3 separate regions of the Homo sapiens genome follow, and all the other regions are linked to region 3. Evidence: chromatin loops called from intact Hi-C (ENCODE). Cell type or tissue: Caco-2. All regions are shown on one strand.

Region 1 (8,000 bases), 85 kb before region 3:
AGATACATTTTGGAGGTAGAATGAACAGGACTTGGAAATGTATGTGGAGAAGGCAAAGGAGTTAAAGATGATATCTGGAGCAGCACAACTCACAATTGCAAAGATGTGGAACCAACCTAACTGCGCATCAAGCAATGAGTGGATAAAGAAAATGTGGTATATATACACCATGGAATACTACTCAGCCACAAAAAGGAACGAAATAATACCTTTTGCAGCAACTTGGATGGAGCTGGAGGCCATTATCCTAAGTAAAGTAATTCAGGAATGGATACCAAATATCATATGTTCTCACTTATGAGTAGATGCTAAGCTATGATGATGCAAAGACATAAGAATGATGTAATGGGCCAGGCATGGTGGCTCACACCTGTAATCCCAGGACTTTGGGAGGCTGAGGTGGGCAGATCATGAGGTTGAGTTCGACACCAGCCTGGCCAAAATGGTGAAACCCCATCTCTACTTAAAAAATACAAAAAGTAGCTGGGCATGGTGGCACACACCTGTAGTCCCAGCTACTTAGGAGGCTGAGGCAGGAGAATAGCTTGAACCCAGTAGGCAGAGGTTGCAGTGAGCCGAGATCGTACCACTGCACTCCAGCCTGGGCAACAGAGTGAGAATTTGTTTGAAAAAAAAAAAAAAAAAAGAATGATATAATGAACTTTGGGACTTGGGGTGGGGGGAAAAGTCAGGAGGGGGAAGAGGGATAAAAGACTACATTTTGGGGTACAGTGTACACTGCTCAGGTGACAGGTGCACTAAAATCTCAGAAATCACCACTGAAGAATTTATCCATGTAACCAAAAACCACCTGTACCCCCAAAACTATTGAAAGAAAATTTTTTTAAAAGATGATACATGCACTCTGGTTTTACTATCTACTTAATTGGTTTTGCCAATAGAGAGAAATCTGAGGAGAACCTGGGTGTGGAAGTTCAGAGCAGGCAAGGATGGAGGTACCTGGAGTTCCATTCAGAAGAAAATGTGATACTCAGAATGAAAACACTCTTATTGTTAATGTTCAGGGTATTTTGTAACCATTAGCTAATTAATTCTCAAAATAGTTGTTCTGAGTTGTTAATTACCTAAATCCCATTTTACAGTTTCTGGAGAAGAGCAAGTGTCAGTAATTTGCCTAAGGCTAGACTAAATTGTAGAACTGACAGCAGCACCAATTAATTCCTGGTAGTCTTATGTTCTGCCAATCTTTTAAAAGAGGAGCTCTTAGTTGGGATGAGTAAATTGAATGATGTTTGGGAGAGTAAGGCATAGACTTAATAGTCTGAGGGTTGTGCTTTGACTTTCCCTCTTATTACGTAGGTGACATGGGCACATATAAGAATAATCCTTAGTCAGGCTGGGAGCGGTGGCTCACGCCTGTAATCCCAGCACTTTGGGAGGCTGAGGTGGGTGGATCACGAGGTCAGGAGTTTGAGACCAGCCTGACCAACATAGTGAAACCCTGTCTCTACTAAAAATACAAAAATTAGCTGGACATGGTGACGCACAGCTGTAGTCCCAGCTACTTGGGAGTCTGAGGCAGGAGAACAGCTTGAACCTTAGAGGCGGAGGTTGCAGTGAGCTGAGATCACGCCACTGCACTCCAGCCTGGGCAACAGAGCAAGACTCTATCTCAAAAAAAAAAAAAAAAAAAAAAAAAAGAATAATCCTTAGTCTTAGTTTACTCATCCATAAAATAGTAATTTTTATCTTATTTTATCTTAGAAAGTCAAATGTTCAACATTTTCTTACTTTTTGCGGTGTCCTCTATCTAGAAACAATTTTGCCCAGAAAACTGTTAACCTATTAGAGAAATCTTCTTTGATCACCCTATAATAAATTAACAGCAGCCACCTTTCACCTAAAGGTACTTTTCACCCCACTTTAGCCAAGTTTGATTTCTCTTTATAGCACTTATTACCGTCTGACCTATTATATATCCATTTTTATAAGATCATAGATTTTGTCTGTTTTATTCCCTGCTAGTATCACCCATGTCTAGAACATTGCCTGGAACAATATATGAGTGCTCAATAATATTTGTTCAATAAATTAAATGAAATTATGCACATAAAATACTTAGCACAATATCTGCTCATGATAGAAACTCAGTAATTGTTAGCAGTTGCTATATCAGAATAGGAATTTGGAGACGTACTCAATTTTATACATTCCTTGCCTAAGAAACTTTTAAAGCAATATTTTTTTATATATCTTTATTAAAAATAACTTTTTTTTTTTTGAGACGGAGTCTCGCTCTGTTGCCCAGGCTGGAGTGCAGTGGCGCAATCTCGGCTCACCGCAAGCTCTGCCTGTTAGCCAGGATGGTCTTGATCTCCTGACCTCATGACCCACCCGCCTTGGCCTCCCAAAGTGCTGGGTTACAGGCGTGAGCCACCACACCTGCCCAAAAATAACTCTTTAGGCCGAGCATTTAATGCTCATACCTGTAATCTCAGCATTTTGGGAGGCCAAGGCAGGAGGCTCACTTGAGGCCAGGAGTTTGGGACCAGCCTGAGCAACATAGAGATACCCTGTCTTTATATAAAAAATAATAATAATAAATAAAATTTTAAAAATAGTCTATTCCTGGCCAGATGCAGTGGCTCACACCTGTAATCTCAGCACTTTGGGAGGCCAAGTTGGGTGGATCATTTGAGGCCAAGAGTTCAAGACCAGCCTGGCCAACATGGCTAAACTATGTCTCTATTAAAAATACAGAAATTAGCCAGTTGTGGTGGCAGGTGCCTGTAATCCCAGCTACTTGGGAGGCTGAGACACAAGAATTGCTTGAACCTGGGAGGCAGAGGTTGCAGTAGTTGAGATTGCATTACTGCACTCCAGCCTGGGAGACAGAGCAAGACTCAGTCTCAAAAAATAATAATAATAATAATTTTTAAAAATAAAATTATATATATAAAATATATATTTGGGCTATTCTTGAAACAGCATACCAGTTACGTACTTCATTTTATTAATTTACAAAAAGTCTTTATATTCCTTGGTGATTCTCATTATTATTTTGTGGATAAGTTATGTGGCTGTGAGAACAAAGCAAGCCCAGGGCTGAGTTTTTTATTTTATTTTATTTATTTGTTTTTTCTGAGATGGAGTCTTGTTCAGTTGCCAAGGCTGGAGTGCAATGGCACAATCTCAGCTCACTGCAATCTCCACCTCCTGGGTTCAAGTGATTCTCCTGCCTCAGCCTCCCAAGTAGCTGGGATTACAGGCATGCACTATTATACCTGGCTAATTTTGTATTTTTAGTAGAGATGGGATTTCACTATGTTGGTCAGGCTGGTCTGGAACTCCTGACTTCAGGTGATCCATCTGCCTCATCCACCCAAAGTGCTGAGATTACAGGTGTGACCCACCGTGCCTGGCCTCAGTTCTTTATTTTAGAAGTGGGTATCTTTTTCTCTAAACAAAAACAGAGTCAAATATATGCTATATAATCAGTGAGTTTGCAAACAAGGATTCCAGCTCCTTCTGATAGATCAAAACTAAACATGCTAGGTTTCAAATCTGGTATGGGGGAAAAAAAAAGAACTAAACATGCAAACCAACAGGTTCCTAAAACTATCGGTGAGTCAATTCAACTAGAAAAACAAAAAACACTCTCCTGGTCATGGCTGGGCCAGAGTGGGTGGAGGAAAAAGCTAAACGTTTACTCATAAAGACTCTGATTCACTTAGAAAAAGAAAAAGCCAGATGCCATGCGACTGGGATTTGTGTTCACTGCACTGAGGAGTACAGAGCCTTCGTACTCTCAGGGATGACAAGCCATTATTTCACTCTGAACACAAAGAACGGTTGCTTCGTGCACCCTTCACTATGATTAGCTCTTGCAAATAGAGGATGAAGAATTGAACCCGAGAGGACCTTGGCTGTGGGCCAAGGGCTCAGAATTATTTATTTTACTTTCGTTAAGAAAACAGTATAAGAGGGCCATGTCTAATAGCCTATTTCTTCATGGGCCCCTGATTTAGGCGCAACGGGATAATAACCACACACTCTTCTCTCTGAGAGCAATAGGAGTTTTCTTCCAAGAGACCCTGGCTGCATGTGCTGGTTTGAGCCAGTGGTGTGCTGGTGGATGTTTAACCACCAGCTTGGGGGAGGCAGAAGGGCTTGTCTGTAGTGTTTGCTGATTTCTGCAGTGTAAATATTCCCACTCTGGCTGATTTCAAGCTACTAATCTGACATCACTGAATGAAGAGTTGGGAAGAAAATGTGAAGTAGCATACTGTTATATACAATTTCCACTGTTCAAATATGGCCAGGTGCAGTGGCTCATGCCTGTTATCCTAGCACTTTGGGAGGCCGAGACAGGTGGATCATTTGATGCTAAGAGTTAGAGACCAGCCTGGCCAACATAGTGAAACCCCATCTCTACTAAAAATACAAAAATTAGCTGGGCGTCGTGGCGGGCACCTGTAATCTCAGCTACTCGGGAGGCTGAGGTGGGAGAATCACTGGAACTCAGGAGGCAGAGGTTGCAGTGAGCCAAGATCATGCCACTGCACTCCAGCCTGGGAGACAGAGCGAGACTCCATCTCAAAATAAATAAATAAATAAACAGGCTGGGTGTGATGGCTCACACCTGTAATCCCAGCACTTTGGGAGGCCGAGGCAGGTGGATCACCTGAGGTCAGGAGCTCAAGACCAGACTGGCCAACATGGCGAAACCCCGTCTCTACTAAAAATACAAAAATTAGCCGGGCATGGTGGCACATGCCTGTAATCCCAGCTACTAGTGGGGACTGAGGCAGGAGGATTGCTTGAACCTGGGAGGTGGAGGTTGTAGTGAGCTGAGATCATGCCACCGCACTCCAGCCTGGGCAACAGAGCGAGACTCCGTCTCAAAAACAAACAAACACAATTGATGTAAATAACCTTAAAAACATAAACCACAGTGAACTGTAATAAAATCATTAGGAAGTGATAAGTTTTGAGTATGTATTGCTCCATTGTAAGTGTAATGTATTTCATCGTAAGTTCATATAATTTAATTTTAGTAATGGCTGTGTTTAACAACTGGCTTACAGACTTTCTGAAAATTTAACAGTTGGCTCTCCGGAGCCCGTCAGAGCAGGTTCAAGGTGCCCTGCTGATGTGAACCCTGAGGCAGGAGTCCTGTGTGGTCTGGGGCCAGGAAGAACACAGCAGACCCATTGCTTCAAAATGGAGCTCACCATTCTCTTCAGGGGTTCTCTTTTCTCATTCTGTGAGAATTGTCATTTTAGCATGCCTTGCCTCATTTTACTCATTAGCAAAACAGAGAGAAGACCACTCCCGTTCCTGGTTATGGAGACTGTAGGCTACCTGTGATTTTACAAGGGAGGAAAGTAAGTCTCAGAAGAGTCATATAATGATAGTGGTGGTGATGATGATGATGATGATAGTTGACACTGGTTAAACTTGTACTATATACGCCAGTTACTGTGCTAGATGCCTTACGTAACATCTCATTTGAACCTCATAAAAATCATATGGGTAGGTGCTATTATTTGTATTCTCATGTTGCAGATGAGGAAACTGAGACACAGATGACTACACAGTATTTTCTGATTCCACTTCTAGAAAGAAGTTAAGTCAAGATGGAAATTCCGTCTGTCTGGGCAAATTGCTCCTGCTCACAGCTGCTATAATCATATAGTTTGTAAGTGAGGCGGGGGTTGGCAGGAGTCAAGGGTTGGGGAGTGGGGGTGGTGGTCAAACATAGGTCTTCCAGTTCCTGTGGTGGCATCAAGATTGAAAAAGGTGAACTTCTGTGGTTGGTTCATTGTTTTTATTCCTAGTTTATCTGTGGAAAAAGGAACGTTCTGAAGAATTGAACCACTTGGTTAAATGAGTTGAGTGATCAAGAATGAATGCACAAAAAAATAAAAAAGACTGTCTCTACAAAAAAATAAAAAAGATTGTCTCTACAAAAAAATAAAAAAGAATTAGCCAGATGTAGCGGTACATACCTGTGGTCCCAGCAGTGAGCTATGATCACACCACTGCACTCCAGCCTGGGCCACAGAGTGAGACCCTGTCTTAAAAAAAAAAAAAAAAAAGAGGCCAGATGCGGTAGCTCATGCCTGTAATCCCAGCACTTTGGGAGGCCGAGGGGAGTGAATGACCTGAAGTCAGGTGTTCAAGACCAGCCTGCCTAACATGGCGAAACCCTGTCTCTACTAAAAATGCAAAAAATTATCTGGGTGTGGTAGTGCATCTGTAATCCTGGCTACTTGGAGGCTAAGGCAGGAGAATCGCTTGAATGCAGAAGGCAGAGGTTGCAGCGAGCTGAGATGGCGCCACTACACTCCAGCCTGCGTGACAGAGACTCTGTCTCAAAAAAAAAAAAAAAAGGAATGATCATGGGCTTCTCCTAGGCTTCCTAAGGTGCCTTTGAAAACAGGTAACTCTCCAGATTTGAGAAAAAGTGATTGTGACAAAAACTCACATCTTCCATTTCCTTTCTTAAATAGAAATAACATGCTGTGTGTGTTAGAGATAGGACAGTTATAGATATCTTTTTTTTTTTTTTTTGAGACGGAGTCTCGCTCTTTTGCCCAGGCTGGAGTGCAGTGGCACAATCTCTGCTCACTGCGAGCTCTGCCTCCCGGGTTCACACCATTCTCCTGCCTCAGCCTCCCGAGTAACTGGGACTACAGGCGTCCACCACCACGCCCAGTTAATTTTTTGTATTTTTAGTAGAGACAGGGTTTCACTGTGTTAGCCAGGATGGTCTCGATCTCCTGACCTCGTGATCCGCCCGCCTCGGCCTCCCAAAGTGTTGGGATTACAGGCGTGAGCCACCGAGCCCGGCCTAGTTATACATATCATCATACCTTCTTTTTTTTTCTTTTTTAAGAGACAGAGTTTTACTCTGTCATCCAGGCTTGAGTGCAGGGGCACAGTCATAGCTCACTGCAGCCTCAAACTCCTGGGCTCAAGGTGATCCTCCTGCCTCAGCCTCCCGAGTAGCTGGGACTACAGGCACGTGCCACCGTGCCTGGCTTTTTAAATTTAAATAAATTTTGGCAAATCCACAAGTGGAATATTAACAGCCTTTTTAAAAGAATTAGGTGGATTCAAAAGCACATACAGAAATCAGTTACACTTTTGAATTACATTGCAACTAAAAAAAAGCAAGGGCAGAAAAGTGTGATAGTATGTCATCATTTATGCAAAAAGAGATAAAGGAAAGGTACATATGCATATATGCTTGTCTACCTGCTTCGTATCTCTAAAAGGATACACACACACACACACGCGCGCGCGCACGTACATACCCAACGGTTACCTCTCGGAGCCTAGGGGATTGGAGTGGAAGGGAGATGGGACTTTTTACAGCGTAGCATTTTATTTTATTTGTCCTTTATCCGTATGCATGCAGTACCTGTTCAAATAAATAACTTTTTTTTTTTCTTAGAGACAGGGTCTCACTCTGTCGCCTAGGCTGCAGTACAGTGGCACAATCATAGCTCACTGCAGCCTTGACCTCCCAGACTACTCTCTCAGCCTCCCAAATGTAAATTTTAAAAACCACTTTCACATACGTTATCTTTTCCATCTTCATTATAACCTTATACTATAGTAGGGCAGATTGTATTCTTCCCAGTTAGGGATGAGAAAATGGAAGTCCAAAGAAAAGTGACTGACTCAGTGTTACCCAACAATGTAAGTGGCTGAGGTCAGGTGGAGACAGCCTATGGCTCTAAAAGTAGGTGGGACTGCATCCAAATTGTCTCATTTTTAGCCCTCGTTTGTGTTTTTTCCCTCTGAGGATTCATCATTTATTAATAAACAAGGGACTTTTTTAAAAAGAAAAGGAGATAAATGTGATGTGGGAATGTTAAAAAAGAAAGAAAAGAAAGAAGAGAAGAGAAAAAAAGAAAAGAAAATCCAGGACAGGCACTGTGGCTCACTCCTGTAATCCCAGCACTTTGGGAGGCCAAGACAGGCGGATCACCTGAGGCCAGGAGTTCAAGACTAGCCTGACCAACATG
Region 2 (8,000 bases), 62 kb after region 3:
CAAATTTGTGATCACAGAAAAAAAAGAACATAAAAGGCTTACCCAAAGTGGGAGAAGCCATATTTTTTGGTTGGATTTTATGGTCAAAGGAGGGCTTCAATATGAAATAGAGTTCATCAGTAGATTTCAAAGTGAGCAGTAGAGATGATCTTAATTAGGGATAAGAGGGTAGGGTGGGCTGGGCACGGTGGCTTATGCCTGTAATCCCAGCACTTTGGGAGGCCAAGGCAGGTGGATCATGAAGTCAAGAGATCGAGACCATCCTGGCCAACATGGTGAAACCCCGTCTCTACTAAAAATACAAAAATTAGCTGGGCATGGTGGCGGGCGCCTGTTGTCCCATCTACTCGGGAGGCTTAGGCAGGAGAATTGCTTGAACCTGGGAGATGGAGGTTGCAGTGAGCCAAGATTGAGCCACTATACTCCAGCCTGGGCAACAATAGCGAGACTCCGTCTCAAAAAAAAAAAAAAAAAAAAAAAAAAAGGAGGGTAGGGTAGAGGGAAGTGGGAGAGGAGGGTGAGGAGACCAAGGTAAAGGATTGAAGGATGCTGGGTGTGGTGGCTCACACCTGTAATCTCAGCACTTTGGGAGGCCGAGGTGGGCAGATCACCTGAGGTTGGGAGTTCGAGACCAGCCTGACCAACATGCAGAAACCCCATCTCTACTAAAAATACAAAATTAGCCGGGTGTGGTGGTGCACACCTGTAATCCCAGCTACTCTGGAGGCTGAGGCAGGAGATTCGCTTGAACCCGGGAGGCAGAGATTGCAGTGAGCCAAGATCGTTCCATTGCACTCCAGCCTGGGCAACAAGAGTGAAACTCCATCTCAAAAAAAAAAAAAAAAAGATTGAAGGAGAAAAACAGTTGAACTGGTTCTGGTCAGAGGTTGGCAGAAAATACATGCAAGTGATTTTTATTTTTTATTTTTTTTAAGGACAAGATCTCACTCTGTTACCCAGGGCAGAGTACAGTGGTGTGATCTTGGCTCACTGTAGCCTCAACTACAGTGAGGAGTCCCGGCCCAAGCAATCCTCCCACCTCAGCCTCCCAAGTAGCTTGGACCACAGGCGCATGCCACCATGCCTGGATCATTTTTTATATTTTTTTTTTTATAGAAACAAGGGTCTCACTATGTTGCCTAGGCTGGTCTTAAACTCTGGGCTCAAGTGATCCTCCTGCCTGGGACTCCCAGAGTGCTGGGACTACCGGTGTGAGCCACCACTCCTGGGCTGGATCTTGATTTAGACCAGGCTTGTCCAACCTGTGGCATGTCCAGGATGGCTTTGAATGTGGCCCAACACAAATTCATAAGCTTCCTTTGGGATTTTTTTTTTTTTAAAGCTCATAAGCTATCATTAGTATCAGTGTATTTTATGTGTGGCCCAAGACAATTCTTCTTCCAGTGTGACCCAGGGAAGCCAAAAGATTGGACACCCCTGATTGGGCAGTAGGGTGTGTAGGCTACAGTGTGCATGTGCATGAGAGTGTGACTCAGGCAAAGAGAAGGGCTCCAACTGGGACCCGCTGAGGTTCTCAGATCTGTCATTATTAGCTGTGTATCCTTGGGCAGCCTCTCTGAGTCTGTCCTCTCATCTGTCTGTTTAATTAAATGAGGTGTCATATATCAAATACTTGATTATTGTAGGCACTTGAGATGCAATGTTTGCAGCTGGGCGTGGTTGCTCACGCCTGTAGTCCCAGCACTTTGGGAGGCCGAGGCAGGTGGATCACTTGAGCTCAGGAGTTCGAGACCAGCCTGACCAACACGGTGAAACCCCATCTCTAAAAAAATAGCAAAATTAGCCGGGTGTGGTGGTGTGTGCCTGTAGTCCCAGCTACTCAGGAGGCTGAGGCAGGAGAATTGCTTGAACCCGGGAGGTGGAGATTACAGTGAGCCATGATGCCATGATGGCACCACTGCACTCCAACATGGGTGACAGAGTGAGACTTCATCTCAAAAAAAAAAAAAAAAAAAAAAAAAAAAGAAAAGAAAAGAAACAATGCTTGTTTTGTGGTGTGATTTGATGGCTATCTTATTGGCTATCTGGACTTCATAATCCCATTTTCTCATCCTCATTGAAATACAAAATAAATAAATAAATAAAAGCAAAGCAACTACCTTAAAACCCCAAATTCTGGCATTTGTTTATATAGTGATCCTTCTGTATCCATGGGGAATTGGTTGCAGGCCCCCCAGATTTTGGATGCTCGAGTCCTCTATATAAAATGGTGCAGTATTTGCATATGACCTACACATATCTTCCCATATACTTTGAGTCATCTCTAGATGACTTAGAATACCTAATCCAATGGAAATGCTAGTAAGTAGTTGTTATGCTGTATTGTTTAGGGAATAATGACAAGAAAAAGAAGTCTATGTGTTTAGTACAGACACAGCCGTCCTTTTCACATTTTTACATTTTTAATTTTTTGTGGGCACATAGTAGTATATATATTTATGGGGTACATGAGATTTTTGAATATTCTTGATCTGTGGTTGGTTGACTTCAGGGATGCGGAACCCACAGACACTGAGGGCTGACTGTACGTAGAATATATGCCTTTGAAACACTGTTTTGGATTCAGATTTTGTGTCTTCAAACTTTTTTTTATCAAAATTTAAGTATATTTCTGAACAGTAAGGCATTGGACTCCATGCCAGGGGGTGCAGAGGTGAGTGTTCTGGTGATCTAGAAAGGAGTTGAGGGTCGGGCACAGTGGCTTATGCCTGTAATCCCAGCACTTTGGGAGGCCGAAGCGGGTGGATCATTTGAGATCAGGAATTCAAGACCAGCCTGACCAACATGGTGAAACCCTGTCTCTACTAAAACTACAAAGAAATTAGCCAGGTGTGGTGGTGCATGACTATAATCCCAGCTACGCAGGAGGCTGGGGCAGGAGAATCTCTTGAATCTGGGAGGTGGAGGTTGCAGTGAGCTGAGATTGTGCCACTGCACTCCAGCCTGGGCAAGAGGGCGAGACTCCATGAAAAAAGAAAGAAGGAAGGAAGGAAGGAGGGAAGGAAGGAAGGTGGGGAGGGAGGGAGGGATGGCATTTGAGGACACGCAAATACCCTAATGCAGAGTGGAATGAGACAGGTGACCCAAGAGGGGTGCTCATGGGAAAGACTTCTGTGATAGGAGTAATTAATCCCTAGCATGCAGGGGATTTACTCCTCTTGGGTTTGCATAAAGAAGGGCACGCAAGGGACAAGAGGTCAAGTGAGATAAACCCTAACATTAGAATAAGGGGCTGGCCCGTGCTGAGGGAGGAAGGAAGATGAGGAGAGGGATCTGAGAGGAAACTATGCCACAGGTGGCGGGGAGAGCAGGTTAGACCAGGTGGGGCCTTACGGCTCTGAGAGGAGGTGCTTTTGGAGGTCAGTGGCTTAAGGGAAATCCTGGGCTGTCAGGAAAGGCCACCTCAGCCCCTGGCCTGTCAGCAATGGCTCAGTGACCTTGGGCTGTTTTTGGATCTTTCTGCATCTCTGAATCTCGAGAATAATAATAATACCTGTGTAAACCATGCACTGGGTTGTGTGATATGTCACATAAAATAGTAGAAGGAGAAATAGAATGATGAGGGCCAGGCATGGTGGCTCATGCCTGTAATCCCAGCACTTTGGGAGGCCAAGGCGGGCGGATCACCTGAAGTCAGGAGTTCGAGACCAGCCTGGCCAACATGGTGAAACCCTGTCTCTACTAAAAATACAAAAATTAGCCAGGCATGGTGTCAGGTGCCTGTAATCCCAGCTACTTGGGAGGCTGGGGCAGGAGAATCGCTTGAACTTGGGAGCGGAGGTTGCAGTGAGCCGAGATTGTGCCACTGCACTCCAGCCTGGGTGACAGAGCGAGAATCCGTCTCAAAAAAAAAAAAAAAAAGAAAGAAAAGAAAAAGAGAATCATCGCCCTCCCCCAACACCCATTATGTTCCTCTCAGGGAAGCAAGGCAAGAAAGGAGAGAGGAAGAGAGGGAAAAAAGAGAAAAAGGGAGGCCCGGATGAGGCGTTAGGAGGCGGGTCAGCTCACTGTGATAGAGGGCAAGACGAGAAATGTTGTGAAAGCAAAAGGAGCTGACAGGCAGGGCTGGGGGGCGGGGAGGCCCTGTTGCCACGCCCCGGGCAGGCAGATAAAACGGTCATTTATGGTACCCACCCTAACAGATTAGTCAGTCAGACCCAGGAGGAGTGAGGTCAATTGCCCTTTAGTCCCAGGACTAACCGGAAGCTTCTGCAACAGGAGGACATTGAAAATAAGATGGAACCCATCCACATAAGGTAGGAGACCAAAAAATGACAACAACCCTTCTGACATTTTAAAACTGTCAAGAACTGCTCTGTGCCATTTTCTAGGCTCCTGGAGCTGGAGAGCTGTCAGTTCTTGGAAATAACTTCTGTGTTTCTAGACATTTGTACTTTATAGATGAGGAGACGGGCTCAGGGAGGTTAAGTTACTCCCTCAAGGTCACACAGCTGGAGTGTAGAAAACACATGATCTCAATTCTAGGTTCAGTTTTGTTTTGCTTTGTTTTGTTTCCACCCCAGCAGATATTTTAAAGGTAGGAAATGCAAAATTCTGAGCACTCTCTTGGGGATTGGAGGAGTGGGTGGGGACAGAGAATGGGTTATCTTATTTGCCTATCCTGCCTGTGGGTGTGATTCTGCAACCAAAGCCAATTCTGGCTTCTTCTCTAGACGGTCTTGGTCTCTTTTTAGCGAGTGGGCTTGACTGTAGCTAAGTAATTCTGCTTTTTCATGTCTTAGATGTCCCACTCAGTCCTCCAGTAGCCGATGAGTGCGTGCTGCTTGCATGGGCCCAAGACTCTAGCAATCTCTATAGGTAGTTTCTGTAAAACCAGGCAGATAGATCATCCCTGGGCACCCTCTCTTTATCTCATTAACCCTGGTGGTACCAGGAGGCACCTGACATTCTAATAGTTTGGTGCCAGCAAGTTTCTGTTATCCTTCAGTTGTAATTGTTAACTTGAATGGAATGCAAAACTTCTGGTTTGGAGCAGAGTTGGGTCTTAACTGTGAATAACTTGAAGGATATGGAAAATGGGAAGTACCTTTGGTTATTGTGGAGGATGGTTTATGAGCACTTTTTGAGTTGCATTTTCTCTGATAAATAGGAATATGTGGTCAATGTGGAGATGCTACTGCGTCTACATATTCGCCGGTGAACTCCACCCTTTATTAACTCTTGCCTTTGACAGTTTTTCAGCTCAGCAAGCCAAGACTTGTTTGAGGATTAGAACAATGAGCTTATCGTTATGCCACCTTTAAAAAAATCGCTCTAACGCTTCCAGCGTCAAGGTTTATTTCTATGAGCCTTTCCGGCAACTCCGCCCCCACCACCTGAAAGTTTGACATTGCTTTCCCCCTTAAGGGGAAGTGTGGAAATAGAGCCTGCTTGTTCATTTTCATTATTGTACATTACATGATATCTTTTCGACCATTATATTGTGTTCCCTCAGTGGTGTTTGCTCTGAGGGTGGGACACAAGCCTGTTTAGTGTCTCGTAAAACATTTACCAAAAGCACTGAGCCATGGTTTTTGAAGGGCATTCCGTTGCCAGAGTGTGGGAGGAGAGAGCAAGCAGGGAAAGAGAGCGCCAGGTGCTTAGCAGGTACGTGCTTCCTACTTTAGTATATTCATATTAAAAATTTCAAATTGCATACGATTTGGGTTCCCTTCTGCGGAAGGGGCAGGGATGGTGAGGGGAAGACGGGGGCAAAAGGGATTTCTTTGCAAACTCTATTTTTTAGTGGCTCGGAGTCCCCGGATAATTGTAATCTTTAGCTTCCATCAAATGCTGTTTTTGGTTTTGCTAGAGGGACATGTGTGTAATGGAGAGTAAGTGGAAAACCTACTTGTGCTTGAGATTTTACAGTGGGCTGAATCAGAATCCTTTAGCAAAGAGTTCAGAACCAGGTCCTGTGTTTCTGGGAGGCAATGTGTAACCTTGCAATTTGCACTTCTGTGAGCTCGGGAATTCATTCCATTTAAAGGTTTTGCTAAATGGTGGTTCTGGTTTCATGAAAATACTTTTAAACTTTCTCCCCCCACCCCACCCCCAATTCTGTTAAATTTAGACAAGATAACAGCAAATTAAAGGTCAGGTTAGGCTGGGTGCGGTGGCTCACACCTGTAACCTCAGCACTTTGGAAGGCCGAGGTGGGTGGATCACTTGAGGTCAGGAGTTCGAGACGAGCCTGGCCAACAAGGTGAAACCCCATCTCTACCAAAAATACAAAAATTAGCCGGGCATGGTGGTGTGCGCCGGTAGTCCCAGCTACTCAGGAGGCTGAGGCAGGAGAATCGCTTGAACCCCGGAGGCAGAGGTTGCAGTGAGCCAAGATTGTGCCACTGCACTCCAGCCTGGGTGACAAGAGCGAAACTCCGTCTCCAAAAAAGAAAAAAAAAAAAAGTCAGTTTAAAACGGCCTCTTATCCTCAACTCTGTGTTTTTGAAACAGACCAGCTTGAGACCGACTTTTTCTATACTGGTCATGGTTTAGGAGAAACTAATGAATAAATACTTCTTGGGAATACTAAGTCTTTATAATCTAGCTTTTTTGGGTGGGTAGAAAATATAATAAAGCTACAGCCTTAATCAAATGTTTATGTATGATCAATTGTAATAATGATATGCCACACACAGATAGCAGTAACTGTGTTATTAATAGTTAAAACTCAAACAGTTATAGGAAAATCTAGGAAAAAAAATAGTTCCAACAGATTTCTACAATTGCCAGTTCTTGGGGAAAAGTGTTGCAGTATAAAACGGGCAATATAACAAGGGTGTGGGATCTTTGGCCTGTACAAGGACAGTACTAAGTTGAAGAGCTCACCAATTATGAAAGAACATGATTTGGGTATATTTTTGCCCAATGACGCTTGCAGTAAGAAGCCAAGGGTTTTTTCTTCTGAGAAGTGGCCAGTCATTTGAAAACGGCTGGAAGAAATGATTGTTTCAAAATTGGAAGACATTTCCTCCACAGGACAAACTTCGCTGTGGCTTTGTATATTCAGGCAAATAGGAAGAAATCTAACAATTGTAGAGGTTAAAGACCTTGAGTTCCCTGGAAGCATGGCAGGTTTAATATCTTTTTATATGCATATCGGAAAATTGAGTTTAGCAGAAAGTCATTTCACTACTCTGACCACTGCAAGTTTATGTAACTTTTGACAAGTGGATTAATGTTTTCCTATGTCTCTTTTAAGATTTTGATACTTACTGTATCTAATTGCCTGTTACACAGGTGCACTTAGATTGCTTGAGTCTATCAAGTAGGGAAAGAGAGCCATACCATGTGAATCCAAAATAGAAACCCTGACCAGTGAAATAATTCATGCATTAAAAGCACACTTTTTCTTTTCTTTTCTTTCCTTTTTTTTCTTTTCTTTCTTTCTTTTTTTTTTTTTTTTGAGATGAAGTCTCACTCTGTCACCCAGGCTGGAGTGCAGTGGCACAATCTCGGCTCACTGCAACCTCTGCCTCCGGGGTTCAAGTGATTCTCCCACCTCAGCCTCCCAAGTAGCTGGGATTACTGGCAGCCACCATCATCTCCAGCTAATTTTTGTATTTTTGTAGAGACAGGGTTTCACCATTTTGGCCAAGCTGGTCTTGAACTCCTGACCTCAAGTGATCCACTCGCCTCGGCCTCCCAAAGTGCTGGGATTACAGGCGTAAGCCACCGCACCCGGCCTTTTTTTTTTTTTTTTTTTTGAGATGGAGTTTCGTTCTGTCACCCAGGCTGGAATGCAGTGGCGCAATCTCGGCTCTCTGCAACCTCCACCTCCCAGGTTCAAGAGATTCTCCTGCCTCAGCCTCCCAAGTAGCTGGGCGCCCACCATCATGCCCGGCTAATTTTTTGTATTTTTAGTAGAGAAGGGGTTTCATTATGTTGGCCAGACTGGTCTTGAACTCCTGACCTCAGGTGATCCACCTGCCTTGGCCTCCCAAAGTGTTGGGATTAGAGGTGTGAGCCACCGCGCC
Region 3 (8,000 bases):
GTGGAGGAGGGAGGTCTGGTTGCTCCTGGGGCTGGCGTTCAGGAGACAGCTGGGCTCCCGAGCTCTGTGACTGTGGGAGCTGCTGAAGCTCCCTTTCACTTCTTTTCCCTCTTGCAGGACTGATGCCATACACCTGGGCTGCAGCCTCTCTTCACACACACCCTGAAGGCTCTCTGGTTATCTTTTAAGGCATTTTCTGTCTGTGGTTTCTGAGCTGTCTTCTGAAGAAGAGATAATTTAATCTCACCTCTTCCCCCACCACCCCCACCTTCTCATCCACTCACAAGTAGATTGTATCAACCTGGAAGAAGTCTTCCTCCAAGAAACCAAACAAACCATCTCTATGAGATGCTTTCTCATTCTTCATCTTCCCCAGAGTCCCCCTGCAAGCTTAACACTCTCCAATGACCTCTCCTTTTATTTATTTATTTATTTATTTATTTATTTATTATTACTTTTTTTTTGAGACAAGTTCTCGCTCTGTCACCCAGGCTGGAAGCAGTGGTGTGAGCTCGGCTCACTGCAACCGCTGCTTCCCGGACTCAAGGGATCTTCCCACCTCAGCCTCTCGAGTAGCTGGGACTACAGGCGCATGTCACCATGCTCAGCTAATTTTTAAATGTTTTGTAGAGATGAGGTCTCACTATATTGTCCAGGCTGGTCTCGAACTCCTGGACTCAAGCAACCTTCCCATCTCGGCCTCCCAAAGTACTGGGATTATAGGCCTGAGCCACCGTGCCCGGCTTTCTCCTTTTCTTTAGACTAAAACCCAAGCTCCCTCCTATGGCTCATGAGTTTTTCAGCTCATGACCTCTGGCCACCTCCCAACCTCTGTGCTCCCACCTCTGCCTCCATTACCAGATTCCAGCCACAGATTCTTGTTCCTGGAATTAAAGCGAAAACAAAATGAACAAACCTGTTCCCGCCATGGGGCGTTTGCCCTTGTTTGTGCCTAGATTGCTCTTTCCCTAGATCCTTGCTAGGCTCCCTGTCTCTTTGTTCAACTCTCAGCACAAATATCAGAGTGGCCTTCTCTCTCTCACCAATCTCTGTTAATCTCTGTCCCATTCCTCTGCTTTATTTACCTCACAACTTTTACCACTGTCTGAAATTCTCCTGTCTCTGCCTTTATGTATTGTACATCCTTTCCCATTCATGTGCGAGCAGTGGTAGGGATCATTCCTCAATATGTGTGAGAGCTGAGCCTAACTGAATGATATGGGAAACTTGCTCAGCAATGCAAGGAAAGAGAACGGGTGGCTGCGGCTGCCAGTGCGTGCTGGTGAATGCAGCCCATGGGCGGTTGGTGGGTTGGGGAATGATGGTAACCAAATTTCAAGGCCTTTAAACCATCACCGTGCTGTGGTCATCGGGCTTTCTCTTCAGCATCCCTCCTAATTATCTGGCCTTCCCACGTGCCTGAGGTTCCTGATCTGGTGTCCACAATGATCTGAGAACTGATTCAAGGATTCTTGGAGCCCTCAGACCCAGGAAGAAGAGAGTTTTTAGGTTCCAAATGAGGAGAGTAAACTTTTTGTTGTTCAGTTTGATTATCCTTCACAACAAAGAGAAGGTACTAGAAACTTGGATGAGGGAGATGAGACAGTGGAAAGGATTCAAGCACACAGATGAGTCACTTGGATTCTAAGAGTTAAAAAAAAAAAAGTATGAGGAAACACATTTAGAAAATATCCATGAAGTGGACTCATTTGACTTTGCTAACTAAACCAAGTTCAACTGAAGGAAAATTTTTTACTGGTGAGAGGTCCAGGATATTTGGCATGTTGGAACTTAGACCAATTCGAATTTATAAATCCTCTAAAAGTAGGCCGGAAGCGGTGGCTCACTCCTGTAATCCCAGCACTTTGGGAGGTCAAGGCAGGAAGATCCCTTGAGCCCAGGAGTTCAAGACCAGCCTGGGCAACAAGGCGAGACCCTGTCTCTACAAAAATAAAAAATAATTTAAAAAAATAGACAGGCATGGTAGTGTGCACCTGTGGTCACCTCTACATGGGAGACTGAGGTAGGAGGATCCCTTGAGCCAGGGAGGCAGAGGTTGCAGTGAGCTGTGATTGTGCCACTGCAGTCCAGCCTGGGTGACAGAGTGAGACCTAGTCTCAAAAAAAAAAAAAAAATTACCCTAAAGTTTACTTTCTCAATGTAATAACTCCAGCAAAGACCCACAGAGAAAAATGCTTCAGAGCTTCTTGGGAATGTAGATTGACTCGTGTATGGAGAAGTGCTCTGATTTGAACCACCTCCATAAGATGGGTAAATTTTCTTCATATCATCTCCCTAAAATAGGTAATCTAGTTCCCACTTAAGTCAGATCTTATTTTTTATAATTTTAATAACTTTTAAATAATTACCCTTAAAGTTATAGAGTTTTACCTAGAGAATCTGAACTAGTTATTCCCATCCAATTTGTTTCTTTGCTATTGCATTTTTTTTTTTTTTTTTTCTGAGACAGGGTCTCGCTCTGTCACCCAGGCTGGAGTATAGTGGCATGATCTCGACTCACTACAACCTCCACCTCCCGGGTTCAAGTGGTTCTCCTGCCTCAGCCTCCTGAGTAGCTGGGACTACAGGCGCGTGCCACCATGCCCAGCTAATTTTTTGTATTTTTAGTAGAGATGGGGTTTCAGTGTGTTAGCCAGGATGGTCTCAGTCTCCTGACCTCGTGATCCGCCAGTCTTGGCCTCCCAAAGTGCTGGGATTACAAGCGTGAGCCACCGTGCCTGGCTGCATTTTTTTTTTTTTTAATTTAAGATAGAGTCTCGCTCTGTTGCCCAGGCTGGAGTGCAGTGGCATGATCTTGGCTCACTGTAGCCTCCGCCTCCCAGGTTCAAGTGATTCTTCTGCCTCAGCCTCCTGAGTAGCTGGGAGTACAAGTGCACGCCACCATGTCTGGCTAATTTTTTGTTATTTTAGTGGAGATGGGGTTTCACCATATTGCCCAGGCTGGTCTTGAACTCCTGACCTCAAGTGATCTGCCCTCCCTGGCCTCCCAAAGTGCTGGAATTACAGGCGTGAGCCATCGTGCCCAGCTTGCTATCACATTTTGAGCACCTACTGTGTGTAGCATTGTGCCAAGCACTTTGTGTGCGTTACCCCTTAGCCCTTACAGCAGGCCCTGCTACACAGCACCATTTACAGATGAGGAACTGAGGCAGTGAGAAGTCATATCTCTTGTCCTAGGTAACATAATAACTCTAGAAGTTAAGGTAGAAGAGAAAATGATAGAAAAGGCCATAAGCAAAGCTTTCAGATGGAAGAACAATGAAATCTAAGTGGTGGGCATGTAGAAAGAAAAAGCTAAGAACACTGAAAATGAATGGAAGTAGAAAATGGAGGCAGAGGGAGGCCATTTATTCTACAATTGTCTATAAGTGTCAGGAGGAAAATCCTATGTGTCAAAAGACAAAATTGCAACAAATTTAGTTTAAAGTTCTCAATTGCTTTTATTTGAGTTTCTAGAATCGGGCAACACTTCCTTCCATATTATAGGAAAAGGGTTCCAGTCAGCCGAGCAGAAGAGCTTGGCTTTATAAAGTAGAAGGAAAGAACTTAAAGTATATTAATTGTTTCAAAGATACTTTTTTTGTAAGGAATGGGACAACAGGAGACAGAACAACAGAAAAATAACATCAGATTACTTTAAGGATTAAAGCAGGGAGTTTCATTATGCCAATTAAAGATTTGAAACTGGCCCATTTAAGAAATTTGGTGTTATTTCTTCGTCCTGATTACTGAGAAGGTCAGACAACAACTTAGTTTCTGTTTTGTGATGTGGAACTTTAGCCTGGGTGACTCCATTTTGATTTTCAGTCTGGTCTATTGGGCCCTAGTTGCAGAAGTTTAGTCCAAAACAGTGACCTCCTATAATTCTTTTTTTCTTTTTTTAAGAGAAGAGGTCTTGCTGTGTTGTCTAGGCTGGCCTTGACCTCCTAGGCTCAAGCCATCTTCCCATCTCAGCCCCCTGAGTAGCTGGGACTACACGCACGCACCACCGCTCCTAGCTTCCTGTAATTTTTATTGGACAGTTTGTTGGTTTCTTCACCAGGGAGTAACACAATGGTACCACATTTATCTAATCTTGAGATATGTGCTGAAGTAGGAAAAAACTCCAGAGTTTTAAACGGTCTGTGATAAGGCAGAGATTTGGGGCTTTGGGTTTCTGGTTTGTTGCATTCCTGTTTCTTTGTGACTATCAGCTTATCCCAGACTTTTTTTTTTTTTAAGTATGAGATACCATAAGGGAGGATCAGGAAAGGGAAAACAGGATTTTTAAAAAAATTGGAACAGGGAATAAATAGCAGAGAGGAACATCCTTTTTTTTTTTTTTAAACAGAATCTAACCAGGTACCCATTATACGATCTGCATTTGTCTGGACTGTCACTTGAGCTGTTCTCTGAGCTGTCTTCATGTAACTATTAACTCCCTGATCTTTCTGAGGCTGCCTGTGTGAGGTGGCAGCCTTGTTTAGTCGGCAAACAAGCTGTTGCTGAGGACTCTTGACAACATGAGCAGGCATTTCCCAGTTTGAGGAAGTCCCTGTGGCCTGTGTTAGATTCGGCCACCAGCATGCACAGAGCTGAAGCGTGGGTGCAGGCATTGGCTAGATGGGGTTCAGCCCCTTTCCCAGAACTGAAACTGGTCCCAATCCATCTCTTGGCTCAGCACTCCAGGAAGGCTATTTGAGGAAGCAAACCTATAAGGAACTAAGAACAGTCATGTGTTCATGATTGACTCACTCAGGGTTTCCTCTTTAGCACGTGACCCTCAGGCCACCCATTCCTTGGAGTGGGCTGAAAGTTAATGATTCGTTACTGCCAGGGACGCTTTATTTGAGCAACTCCTTTTTTTCTCCTGGCTTGAGTCACAGGTAGCATTCAGCATGGACTTTGGAGCCAGCCTGTCTGAATCTAATCACTCAGCTCCACCAGCTCTGTGACCCTGGGAAAGTTATTTAATGTCATCCTATCTCAGTTTCTTCATCTATAAAATGGGTATCATCATCATCATCATCAGGATTTCTGTGAATATTATATGAGATAACACATGCAAAGTGTTTACAACAGTGCCTGCCACACGGGAATTTAAAGTATCTAGAAAGTGAAACAACCCTCAGTTGCTAACTTCAAAAATAGAAATGAGCTGAGCTTGCACCTGTAATCCCAGCACCCTGAGGGGCTCAGGCAAGAGGATCACTTGAGGCCAGAAGTTTGAGGCTGCAGTGAGCCATCCATGATCATGCCACTGCACTCCAGCCTGGGCGATAGAGTGAGACCCTGTCTCTTTTAAAAAAGAAAAATGACAAATGATTTCTCATTGTGATGTTAGTATGTTACGTTTGTCTGATATTTTACAGTTTCCAAAATGCTTTCATATATGTTATGTAAGTTGATCACAGGGGCTAGGTAGTAGTTAGAAAGTTTCACCTTTGTAAGAAATAGGCTTGGAGGCCAGGCATGGTGGCTGTTGCTATGTTGCTCAGGCTAGGAGTTCAAGACCAGCCTGGGCGACATAGCAAGACCCCATCTCTACAAAAAAATTTTTTTAAAAAATTGATCAGGCATAAATATGATTGTGGGTGACAGGGGGAGACCCTGTCTCCGCCCCCCCCCAAAAAAAAAAAAAAAACAGAAAAGAGAAAGAAAAAAAGAAATAGGCTGAAGAAAGGGCATAATCTGGGAAAGATAAGGGAAAGCATGTAAGGGATCCTTTCTCAAGGAATGCATTCCATTGCCTGGGGCACTGCCCCAGGAGGAGGTGAGGAAAGATGCCTCTTAGCAAGCTATGTGAGCCTGCAGGGAAGGAACACTTCCCCAGTGTCCGATCCAAAGGAGAACCCTGCCTTGGGTGGCGACAGAACCAGATGAGCTATTAACAATGCCCTCCTGGCCACCAGCACTGGCAGGCCCCCATTTCTTCTGGGCTTCCTCTGGATCAGAGAGCACCTCTGAGATCAGACCCTTTCTCTCCCTGCTGGAGCCAGGCCTCAGGAGCTTGGTAATGTGTGAGAACAAGCACAGAGGAAACCATGAAGGAATCTGAGGTTTCTCTTCAAAAGAGAGAAAATTCCAGATGACCAAATATCACTGTACTCTTGGCGGACAGAATGGCTTCATTTGTCCTTTCAGTGCTAAAACCAGGACAGTCCTGGGCAAACTGGCATGGGTTGGTCACTCAGACACACAGTAGCCCTTATCAAAGTGGTCCAACGGGGATTAAGGACAAAACCATTAAGTATTCAAATTTTAAGTATTCAGTTAACTTGGGGAGACTTCTTTATAGGTAGCTATTCCTTGGTAGTTTTTTTTTTTTTTTTGAGATGGAGTTTCGCTCTTGTTGCCCAGGCTGGAGTGCAGTGGCACGATCTCGACTCACCGCAACCGCTGCCTCCCAGGTTCAAGCGACTTTCCTGCCTCAGCCTCCTGAGTAGCTGGGATTAAAGGGGCCCGCCACCACTCCTGGCTAATTTTGTATTTTTAAGTAGAGACCGGGTTTCTCCATGTTGATCAGGCTGGTCTCGAACTCCTGACCTCAGGTGATCCGCCTGAATCAGCCAAAAAGCTGGGATTATAGGTGTGAGCCACCACGCCCAGCTTCCTTGGTATTTCTTTATAGGTAGCTGTATTAATAACATTCCCTTTGTGAATTACAGTGTCTGTTCAGTGTTTCTGTAGGGCCAGTATTCTTCAATGTAGGGTTTCTCAATCTTGGCACAGTTGATATTTTGGATTGTTTTAAGGGGTTTTCCTGTGCATTATAGGATGTTTAGCAGTATGCCTGTGCTTATTAGAAGCCAGTAGCACCCACCACCAAAAATGTCTTCATGCGTTGCCAGATAACTTCTTGGGGACCCAAATGGTTCCCAATTGAAAACTATTGCCTTGAGGGGTCTATGGCAGCTCCCATGTTTTAGGGGAATTGACCCAAACTGATTATCTTCGTAACCTATCTGATGTTCTCTTCATTTTTTGTTCTTTTCCTCCAGTTTTGCCAATTCTGATGCTTTTTCTTTCTTCTTTGATACAGAGTCTCACTCTGTTGCCCAGGCTAGAGTGCAGTTGTGTGATCTTGGCTCAATGCAACCTCTGCCTCCGGGGTTCAAGTGATTCTTCTGCCTCAGCCTCCCGAGTAGCTGAGATTACAGGCATATGCCACCACACCTGGCTAATTTCTGTATTTTTAGTAGAGATGGGATTTCACCACGTTGGCCAGGCTGGTTTTGAACTCCTGATCTCAGGTGATCTGCCCACCTCAGCTTCCCAAAGTGCTGGGATTACAGGCGTGAGCCACCACACCCAGCCCATTTCCAATACTTTGATAGCTTCCTTGACTTTTTCATCTTCCCTGTCATCTATAATCTTGTGATTACCTATGAGATTCTAAAACATACCTACAGAATACAGGTTTGTCTAACGTTCTGAAAAGAGTCATTCTGTTGAATTATTTTTGGAATCTGGAAATTCTTTCTTCTAACTTTTCAGTTTGTCTCAGTCGGGTGTCCCCTGAGGTTCTCTGGAATCAAACAAATAAAAGTCTTTATTTCTTAGAAAAACCAGAATTAAACTCGGTCTTAACTGAAAAGCTTGTTTCTTCTCATGGTACTAGTTTTACCCAGTCTATTTCTGAAATAATGAGATTATATTTTATGTAAAACTTTAGGAGGAGTTTCCTACACTCTGGGAGAATATTTAGATCTCGGAAGTCTAATAACCCACAACAACTGCAGAGAGGCTGCAGAACGGAAGACCATTTGCACAATCTGGATTCTTCCACCTCGTGCAGTCAGCCCTGTTCTTCCTCATTATTTAAGTGAAAAATATTCTAAACACTGCTCTTCGGTTGCTATGAAAGCTTTGTGGCAAAAGGTCATCTGATCCACCATAGCCTTTAACAAATGAAAATTTAAACCAAAGATGTCTAATACAATTTTATAAAGTTTTACAGAAATGGAAATTATGATTATCTTTCTTAGGAAACTGTTCCA

Evidence for each region. Hi-C counts contacts between places; a loop is a spot of excess contacts. Peaks named below come from ENCODE experiments on the same cell type or tissue, not always from the same donor. Only the 100,000 strongest peaks of a DNase experiment are listed, where the experiment ranks them.
Region 1: a loop joins it to region 3, with 4 times the contacts of the local background. A loop is called at or near these places in 2 of 110 quality-filtered maps.
Region 2: a loop joins it to region 3, with 3.0 times the contacts of the local background. A loop is called at or near these places in 5 of 110 quality-filtered maps.

The regions. Positions count from the first base shown.
Region 1 is chr4:40,659,148-40,667,147 of GRCh38, reverse strand. No RefSeq gene overlaps it. Among named protein-coding and RNA genes, the nearest start is that of RBM47, 33 kb to the right of the region's middle. RefSeq lists enhancers at 3,348-3,487, 4,960-5,465. In Caco-2, no CTCF peak of the experiment used is centred here; a DNase peak (open chromatin) is centred at 4,107; H3K4me3 peaks cover 466 bases.
Region 2 is chr4:40,512,144-40,520,143 of GRCh38, reverse strand. The region is part of intron 2 of RBM47 (RNA binding motif protein 47); the gene reads left to right. Among named protein-coding and RNA genes, the nearest start is that of MIR4802, 14 kb to the right of the region's middle. RefSeq lists a silencer at 3,954-4,264. In Caco-2, no CTCF peak of the experiment used is centred here; DNase peaks (open chromatin) are centred at 3,313, 4,133, 4,883 and 5,543; H3K4me3 peaks cover 3,106 bases.
Region 3 is chr4:40,573,885-40,581,884 of GRCh38, reverse strand. The region is part of intron 1 of RBM47 (RNA binding motif protein 47); the gene reads left to right. Among named protein-coding and RNA genes, the nearest start is that of RBM47, 52 kb to the left of the region's middle. RefSeq lists enhancers at 4,357-4,556, 4,577-4,746. In Caco-2, no CTCF peak of the experiment used is centred here; DNase peaks (open chromatin) are centred at 4,824 and 5,784; H3K4me3 peaks cover 705 bases.